Regions from separate parts of the Mus musculus genome. Here region 2 is linked to region 1. Evidence: chromatin contacts called from ENCODE Hi-C or POLR2A ChIA-PET data. All regions are on one chromosome and are shown on one strand. The core of a region is the stretch at or near the end of the contact, and the rest is flanking DNA. Distances in the headings are between cores, read along the strand shown. Region 1 holds the start of Gtf2a1 (general transcription factor II A, 1). Region 2 overlaps Ston2 (stonin 2).

Region 1 (4,607 bases), core at 1,383-3,882:
ATCAATATACTGAGACACTGTAAACTAAATTTGACAATGACAGAAAACTGTAAGGCTGGGCAAAGTAGTTCATAAACCAAAGTTCTTTATGCACAGTCAACACAAATTCCAGTAATTTCCTTGATGGTGACCAAAATGTCTACCATCATGATTAATAACAGTTCATGGTCACTCCTGGTTCCTACTAGCCCTGCTTGATTTAACGCCTGTCCCATCTCACAGCCTTTCCAGGTCTTAGATGTTGGGGAACTTTTTGTTCACAAGTCGTCTCCTGGTCATACCCAGCAGTCTTATCAGCGTTTGATTATACAAAAGCTACCTTGGTTTTTTTCCCTGTCCTGGTCTACCTTCAGGCTACACCACTAAACTCTATACTGGCCATGTAATTTTAAATTAGTAGGATCAATTTCCAGCAAACCAGATGTTTTAATGTTTCTGAAATCAGTTACCCTAAAACCCTTTCCTTGGAGAGTCCAACACTTGAAGCAGGCAATGCCCTTCTCTGCTACTATGTAATTAATCATTCAGCAACCAGCCTACAACTTAACCCATTCAGAAGCGCCGTTGTTGAAGGAAAAAGGGAAATGCTAAATTCTAAACTTCACTGCAGCAGGCTTTTGTCTTTATGGCATACAAGGTCATTTAGATCTGTCCTTTTAAAACAGTATTCCAAACTCTGAAACTGGCGAATTAGAGACTGCATGTAGCATTAGCAAGTGATTAATAAAGGTTCCTTTTAGAAGATGCTAATTTTTAGGCACAATATTAGGTCACCTAGGTGGATTTTTATACTAGATACCATGCTAGCCACTGGTAAAATTAAAACCACCACTTAATCTTTAATTCTTAAAGCTCAGTTTAGGCTGTGCCTCTACACACACATCAAGCAATAGATTGTGAGCACAGATCTCACAGGGGAGAGTCAGTCACTATTTCTTTGAAAAGCTTCATGCCTTGGGTATTAAGAACACACCACCAAACTCAAGTCCTCCTCCGGAAACATTTAATGTACAACGCATTTTTTTTTTAAGCCGAGAATGTTGACCGTATCTCCTCCAAGGGGGCGGGTGGGGGGGAGGAAATCATTTTATCTGATCTAAAACGATTTAAAATGAAACTCTTATAAAGGGAAGGGAGAAAGAACAAAACGAGGCTGCAATTCTGGCCTACTTCCCACTACAAACAAAGGCAGTACACTCTAGCGGCCACAGCAAAACACTCGGGTCCGTGACAACAGCCTCCCGGCTCCGGAGCGAAATCTCGGCGTGAAAGGAGCCTAGAAATAAAATGAGCTCCGCACGCCGGCTCCTCTCGCCTCGGGAGCACGCACCTCCCAGCCCCGCGCTCAGCAGCTCTCACTATTTAAAGCCGGATCTGGTGTTTAAATGGAGAGGCGGTGACGTAGGCCTGAAAAGCACCTTCCCATCCTGGCAGAGTCTATATTAGAGAGCGGCAATGGCTCTATATAAACAGGGCAGCCAAAGGGAGGAGGACCACAAGGCGCAGGCACTGAAAAGCAGGGTAAGCGGCCGCAGCCATGATGGATCGACCCGAGTCGCCAACGGTATAGTGTCGGGCAGCCGCAGGCTGCTCTGCGGCGTTTGGGACCGGGCAAAATGAAAAAAAAAAATTTTTTTTAAAAATAAACAAACAAAAAAACAAATATTGTGCTTTATTGTCATAAAAAGAAATCAAGAGATGGGGTGGCCTAGTGATCACATTGCGTTGGTGACTCTTTTAAAAGGTTATTTTTATGTGACTGCTTTTTGCAAACCTACGTGATCGCAAGTAACCAAAAAAAAATTTTTTTTTGCTCCTTTTTAAAAAAGGGAGCAACGGGAAGAAGTAGGCAAATCTCGAGGCGAAAGCGGGGACTCTTGGGCCATTCATGTAGGCTTTGTTTGTTCTGGTGCTTAGGCTAGTCGAAGATACCGCGGGGGTTTTGCTTCCCCTTCGCCATTTTACCCACTGGGGAGGAACCGAGATAAGTGCTTTCCAACCTTCATAATTTTTTTGTCTTTTTTTTTTTCTTTCTTTCTTTCCTTTCGGAGGATTAGTAAAATCGGCCCCAAAGGAGGCTCTCCCAAAGCACCACCTCCGGAGAGCCCCCGAAGGCACGCCCGGCCTCGGCGGTATCCGAGAGGCTTCCCCAGACGCGGGGCTCGACCCGCAGCCGCTCGCTCGGGGACTGGCCGGGTCCGGGTCCCCGCGTGGGGCCATCGCCCGCCCGTCCGCGCCCCGGGGTCGGCAAGCCAGGGCCCCAACGGCCTGCGTGGCCCGCCCCGCGGCGCTCCCGGCCCCCGCCGCCCTCCTCCCGCCAGTCCTCGGCGTCCCCCCCGCCCGGCCAGGCCCGCGGCGGGCAGCGGCGGCGGTGGAGGGCGGAGGGGACCCGGTCGGGAGCGCCGCCTCGCCCGGGCCCGCCCCCGCCCGCCCGCCCGTCCGTCCGTCCGTCCCAGCCAGCCGTTGCCTGCCGCCGGAACCTTCGCAGCCCCCGCCGGCCACCGCACCACGTCCTTACCACGGTGTTTGTGTTTGCCGAGTTCGCCATTTCCACACACAACACAAACAAGAGGGAACGAGATAGAAAGAAAGGAAAAAAAAATTTAAAAAAAAAAAAAAAAAGAAAAAAAAAAAAAAACAACTGAGACCCGGAGGGTGACCCAAGTCACCCGCCAAGAGTGGGGCAAAAAAAAAAAAATCTCTCAACAAAACCGATCCAGAAGGAGTAAGAGGCGGGAGAGCAGGAGGAGGGGGGCACTCCTCCCGCAGCTAAAAACCTCGAGAATCGCCTAAAGAAAAAAGAAAAAATGGGGGAAAAAATTAGCCACGACCCCTTAGGGGGTTAGGGGGCGTCACCCGCTCCCCACTCGGCGCCGAGGAGGGAAACCAACACCGGTCACCGCTCCCCGCGCCACCGCTGCCGCCACCGGCTGCAGCTCCAGCCGTCCGGTCCGCCTGCTTCTCCCCTTTATATAGCGAGCCAACGAGCTGCGCGAGCCGCCGCCGCCGCCGCCGCCGAGAGACAGGGCGGAGGGAGGGAGGGGCGGAAAGGGCGGGGGCAGCGGGGGGCGGGGCCGAGCGCGAGACACCGCGAGAACCGCGTGCGCACGCGCGCCCGGGGCGTCGCCAGGTTTCTTTTCCCCCCCCTCCCCCCCGCCCCGGCTGGGTGGCCGGGTGGGCGGGGCCGCGGGCCTGGAGTAAAGAAGGCGCGCGCCGCGGCCTTTTCCCCACCCCCCTATGGCTCGCGCGATCACGTGGTCCGCACCCTGGCGGAAGCGGTCCGTGGCGGTGGTGGTGGCGACCGGTTGGACCGGGAGGCGTCCTCCGGAGGAGGCTGGGGTATTGAGGGAAGCCAGCGATCAAGGGTACCTAGCGCTGCGTCGGGTGGACGCGCAGCCGCTCCGGTGGAGCGGAGGAGTGGGAGTAGCCGCCGAAGCGATAGGCTTCCCCGGAGGATGGCTGCGGAGGGACGGCGGGTCACGTGGCGCGGCTTCCGGCTCCCGCGCGCTGGGGCTTGGGACAGTTTTTAAATGCGGAGTCATCTTTTGATTCGTGAGCTTAGGTCGGATGAGGAGGAAGTTCGCGCCTCTTGCAAAGGACAGACCTCGTGAAGTTGTGTATAAGTCCAAAGGCTAGGAAAGCTTTGTTCTCCCTCTGTCTACTTTACAGAATTAGGGACGCCTGTAGGTGTTTCCAGCCGTTTGTCTGTACAAAATTAAACTATTAGGTGGTTTGGCTAAAATGCCCCAAAGAGTCAGCCTCTACCAACTCAAAAGTACTTTAGATGACTTCTTAGGGTGGTAGAAATGACGAAAAAAGAAAAGGAACTCGGATACAACTACTACATATTTGACTCCCTGACATACATTACTGCTCTGTTTTTAATGTTACCAGAGTGCTGTGATTTGCACACTGGCCAGCACACAGTGACTAACCACATCTGAAACCCATGCCGTTGACTCATCAACTTGCCTGGCCTGTCCCAAGAGATCAGGCAGAGTCTGTTGGTATCTTGGAGTGCAATTCATCGGGAGTTTGACCTGGGACGTGCAAGCAAATTCTGCCTTTGTATCAATATTTTACGGAACAGATTCCTGTTTGGTAGGCAGAATTTAACAACTGCCACTTTCCCTGGTCCTAGGAATATGGGGACAAAATGTAATGTGGACGTGGGCATTTTATGTTCAAAAAGCAATCAGACAATGTCATTCTATGCCAGTGAAGCCAGATAAGTGAAATATCAAAGACTAGAAGAGCATGGAAAGACTACAGATTGTTTCCTATGACCTCAGGGAAGGGGATTAGCGAAGACTGGGACCATGCATACTAAGAAGCTGGACATAAACCTTCTCTTGAGAGAATTTTTTTTTCACCTCAGGGTTTCTCTGGCTTTCCTGTAACTCAGAGAACTGCCTGCCTCTACTTTCCCAGTGCTGGGATCAAAGGCATGCCACCACACTTGACTCTAGGATTTCTTCAACATTAGCTCCATTCTCTCCTTTAATTTCTTTTTTTTTTTTTTTCTTTTTCTCTTTTTTTGTTTGTTTGAGACAGGGTCTACAAGTTCCAGGACTACACAGAATCCTTGTAGTCCTAGCTGGCCTTGA
Region 2 (4,607 bases), core at 1,481-3,980, 180 kb after region 1:
TACCTATAGTATGGCCTTTCTGTTGGTACACTCAAGGGTTTCACACAGTTACACTTTCTTTCTTTTTTTTTTTTTTTTTTTTTTTTTTTTTTTTGATTTTTCAAGACAGGGTTTCTCTGTGTAGCCCTGCTAGCTGTCTTGGAACTAGCTCTGTAGACCAGCCTGGCTTACACTCACAGAGATCCGCCTACCTCTGCCTCCCCAGTGCTGGGGTTAAAGGCATGCGTGTGCCACCACAGCCTGTGTTACAGCTACACTCTCACGTTCTGCATCAGAAGACTTCTCCCTGACGGACCACGGGTAAGATGCATGGCTCGAAGCCTCCCCGTGGAACTAGTTCTAGTACTTTTCTCACATGTTGGGGCTCTCTGAATCTCTTCAGTTAGGAAAAATCACACATCCCACACGACATCATCTGTGGTTTAAGGTGCTTTATGGGCAGCCTGCCCAAACTGCCACTGCCAACCCCCCTGGGACCTCTTGACTCCCTGTTAAAGACTCAGCCCCAGAACAGTGCGTCGGGCTCCACTCAGCTTCGGGCTGTTCAAAACAAGACAGAATCATTCCAGAGCCGCAGAGGGAAGCTAGACATAGTGGCTCCCACTGACCCTGAGCCGATAATTCCTTCTTTCCATTTTCAGCAATGTACAGAGGATCTGCTTCCCTTTTCTGAGAATCCTGACACAGGCAGACAACCAAAACCAGCCAGCCAGCCAGCCATACACACACACACACACACACACACACACACACACACACACACAGCAGGGGGCCTCAAAGTTGCAGCTGAGTGACCCCAGCCTGATGTGACCTTATCCTTGAGTATAGGTTGCGTTCCAGACCACTCACACACAAGATCCGTCCCAAGTCCAAGTGCTGACTAAGCAAGGCTGTGTAGGGTTCTCCAACAGCTAGGAGGGATGAAGCCAGACACCCTGGTGGGCTTGGCACAGCTGGCATGTCCACAGGGCTGGCTGGGCTTCAGTATATCAGGCTCAGGGGGTTGGGGTGGGGGATCTAAAATGCACCACCATGCCTTCCTTTTTGAAAGCTGTTATGTTCAGGGCATGTCTGTTAGAAGTGTCCTGACGATGAGATAAGAGAATTCTCAGATCATAAAATGTGAGCAACTGACTCCGTTTCAATGGCCACTGCTCACCTGCATCTCTGGTTCATTCCTGCTTTAAGAGTAATTTTTGAAATTCCTGTCCATTTTTCTTACACACACTTACACTCACACACACACACACACACACACACACACACACACACATTTTCCCACTAAAGATAATCTGGGAAATGTCTACAAGCACACCCACAGTATACTTCTAAACTCTAGAGTAGTGTGATTTATATTTATATAACTGTTTGCATGCATTTCAACTTCCTGGGGACATGGCTATTGTTCCAGGGGAGGCGTTCCCAGTGGGGGCAGAGGAGCCTGTCACCACAGACAAATGAGCCAGGATCCTCTGACCTTGTGACCCCTGTGCTAGCACCTTAGTGGCTAAGAATTAAGTCTGTTGCTTGTTTCTTCTCCCAAGTTGGTGGAAATTTCCCACCGTTTAAGCCTACCCTCTTCACTTCCTCAAACTGGAAAAACAGAAAGAAAAACTTCACCCTGGAAGGTCTTTCCTACTTTGATGTTTCTAATGTTTTCTTTGCAGCCCTCACATCACCCACATCCATCTGGAAACTGTTTCTCAAAACACTCCAGGATCGATTTAGGAGCACACCGCGCCATGGCACATACTTGGTCCTGCCACCGCGAATAGTATTTCTCTGGGTAGACAACTCACTGACAGTAACTCTTGCGAAACAGAAAAGCCGCAAATTCAAAGCAGGTAAACCACAAATGCAAACCCAGCAGAAGTCTACTTGGAGAATGAGAGGCAGGACTAGAGAGCCGCAGTTGCCACTTGTGAACGTCTCAGAGGCTGGGGAGACGGCTCAGCGGGCAATGAGCTCACTGGGCAAGAGCAAGGGGCAGAGGTTGGATCCCCAGCACCTGTGCCAATGGATGCCGCGTGGGTGTGGAACCCACCTGCAACCCAGCAGAGGAGGGAGAAGTAGTGGAGTGGGGGGTTGGATAGGGACAGTGAGGGACAAGCCAGCTAGACTAGCCAAATCGGTACGCTCTGGGCTCAAATACGACAGACACCACAAGGTGAAGGGTGACTGAGGAGCATGTCTATGCGTACCCCCCCACACACACACACACAAATAATAAAAAAAACTTTAATAGATCCAGAATATTATTTAGAGATCAAAATAAAGTGGTTTCAAACAACCACACCATTTGAATTTACAACAGAAGACAAGATGAGCTCGCATGTTAGGGGGCAGGGAGGATCTTCCTGCTTGGCTTAGGGCAAGCATGAGGTCAGTGTCACAGACAGAGATGACCCACCCCCTGAACCCCTTTTTAAATGCCTGCATTTTTCTCTGAATGTCTCTGCCTCTGTGATTTGTGTAGCGACAGCCGCACCACGGGCCAGGCTTGGTCACTGGATGTAGCATTTCAGTGACCAAGGAACGTCACAAGTGACAAGTGTGAGCAATGCATTGCATTAGCTCCTTGCCCTGCATCTGTGGTTCTCAGTCTGTGGAGAAGCGGAAGGGCTCTGAGGGCATGTGAACCGCCAGGGTTCCTTTCTCTAATGTGATGGCACGACACAAGCGATGACAGCCACAGCTGAGGGAACCACTTCAGAGCATTAGTGCAGCACTCGCAGAGCCCTCCCCCCTCCTGCCTCAGGGACAGGCTGTTACTACCAGTTACCAGCTGACAGGGACAGAGACTCAGTCTTAGAGGCTGGGTGACTTCCCCAAGGACACGAGGCTGCTGGGAGAACAAATGGTAGCCGATGCTGGTTCACTGATTTTTCAAGACTATGGGTGAGCCCCCTCACTAGATGGTTAGAATGATATAAACAAGGCAGGACAATGCCAGTCTCCAAGAAGTCCGTTTCTTCTATTGTAAAGGGGAGGGAAAGAACAAAGTGGAGTCGGAGAGCCGGACTGAGTCTTCTAAAAGCCAGAACTCCGGTGACCCTGGTTCACACACAGAACTCGCTACTGGATTACTTTCACTTTCACCCAGAATTAGGTCCTGTGCTGGTGCTAATGCTCTGAAGAGACACCATGACCAAGGCAACTTATAGGAGAAAGCATTTAACTTGGGGCTCCCTTACAATTTCAGAATGTCAGTCTATTATCATCATAGCAGGAGGATCGGTGGTGGCAGGCAGGCAAGCATGGCACTGGAGCAGTAGCTGAGAGCTACATCCGTATCCACAGGCAGCAGGCTAAGAGGGAGAGACTGAGATTGGTGTGGGCTTTTGAAACCTCAAAGCCCACCCCCAGTGACATACTTCCTCCAACAAGGCCACACCTACCCCAGCACGGCCATACCTCCGAATTCTTCCCAAACAGTTCCACTCTCTGGTAACTAAGCATCCGAACACATGAGCCTCAGGGAGTGAGGAGCCGTTCTCATTCGCCCCCCAGGTCCCATCACCAAACCTAAGACCCTCATATACATGCCTCCAGATTCAAATTCTCTATGGATTCCACCCAGTGACCAGCTCATGTCAATGTCTAACAGCCTTTCGAGCTCCGCATCCAAACTTGGCCAACGAACGACTCACCCTCCTGAAGTCCAAGATGCTTTTCCATTCAGGATGACAGAATAGGGGGCCTGAGGACATGGCTTAGTGGCTAAGTAATCTGTGTCCCCAGCATCGATATAAAACACCCAAGACAGAGCAGCACACACTTGTGGCTCCAGTGCTGAGGGGCAGGGCCGGGAGAGCCCGGAGGTTCTCTAGCCAGCTTTTCTGCCTAAGATAGCAAACTTCAGATTCAATTCGAGACCCTGCCTCACAAAATAAGGTGGATAAGACTAGTCAGACATCAAGACAAGACTTGATGGGGGCAAGGAGGAGGAGGAGGAGGAGGAGTCCTCACAGTTGGGTGCAAAGGGATGAGGGTGGAGAGGGAGTGAATAGGTTCAAAATAAATTGTATGACGTTCTCAACGAAATTAATAAAAATAGTTCAAAGAGTAAGGGAAAGCAATTCTAATCCCCGCTTCTGGTCTCCACACGTGCCTACATGGGTGATCATACGTGCACACATGCATGTGAGTATGGGGGCAAGTGGGCCTGTGCACACACACATACACTCACAGAGACACACAAACACACAGAGACAGACACACACACATGCACACACAGACACACAGAGAGACACACATACATTCACAGTCACACACACACACACACACACACACACACACGAACGCCCATAAGTGGAGAGCAGGAGGGAGCAGCATTCTTCCCAGAAGCCCAAGGCAAATCACCCGTCCTTGGCTTCTCTTTTTCTCTTACACTGCTTCTCTCGTGCTCATTTCATGAGAGGGCAGTTTGTGAGGATGCATCCTGTGATTTTTTAAAAGTGGATAGCACCCCCAGTGCACTTGGTAGGACGGCGTGTACCTGTGACTCACCTGGAGACCTTTACGGAAGCAGCCATGTGAGCCACACCTATCATGGTACTGTCCAGCCCTTGCACAGAAACATTCACCTTCAGATTTTATTTTCTCTG

Evidence for each region. A loop is a pair of places that touch in the nucleus more often than their neighbours do. ChIA-PET counts read pairs that join two places held with the same protein, here RNA polymerase II (POLR2A).
Region 2: a loop to region 1 is called in a map of v-Abl transformed pro-B cells, with 1.9 times the contacts of the local background. The contact joins the enhancer-like site here to the promoter of Gtf2a1 in region 1. A Hi-C loop is called at or near these places in 1 of 37 maps with a recorded cell type or tissue (v-Abl transformed pro-B cells). POLR2A ChIA-PET finds 5 or more read pairs at or near these places in 4 of 5 experiments (Patski and embryonic stem cell).

Annotation. Positions count from the first base shown.
Region 1 is chr12:91,587,017-91,591,623 of GRCm38, forward strand. Gtf2a1 (general transcription factor II A, 1) reads right to left here and starts at 2,633. Exons shown (of 9, transcript NM_031391.2): 1 at 2,519-2,633. The coding sequence starts at 2,548.
Region 2 is chr12:91,763,839-91,768,445 of GRCm38, forward strand. All of the region lies in intron 1 of Ston2 (stonin 2), which reads right to left. Among named protein-coding and RNA genes, the nearest start is that of Gm34718, 9.3 kb to the left of the region's middle. Within about 2 kb of position 2,731, at least 2 of the 3 ENCODE cell types and tissues checked have a DNase peak (open chromatin) inside an H3K27ac peak, as active enhancers do.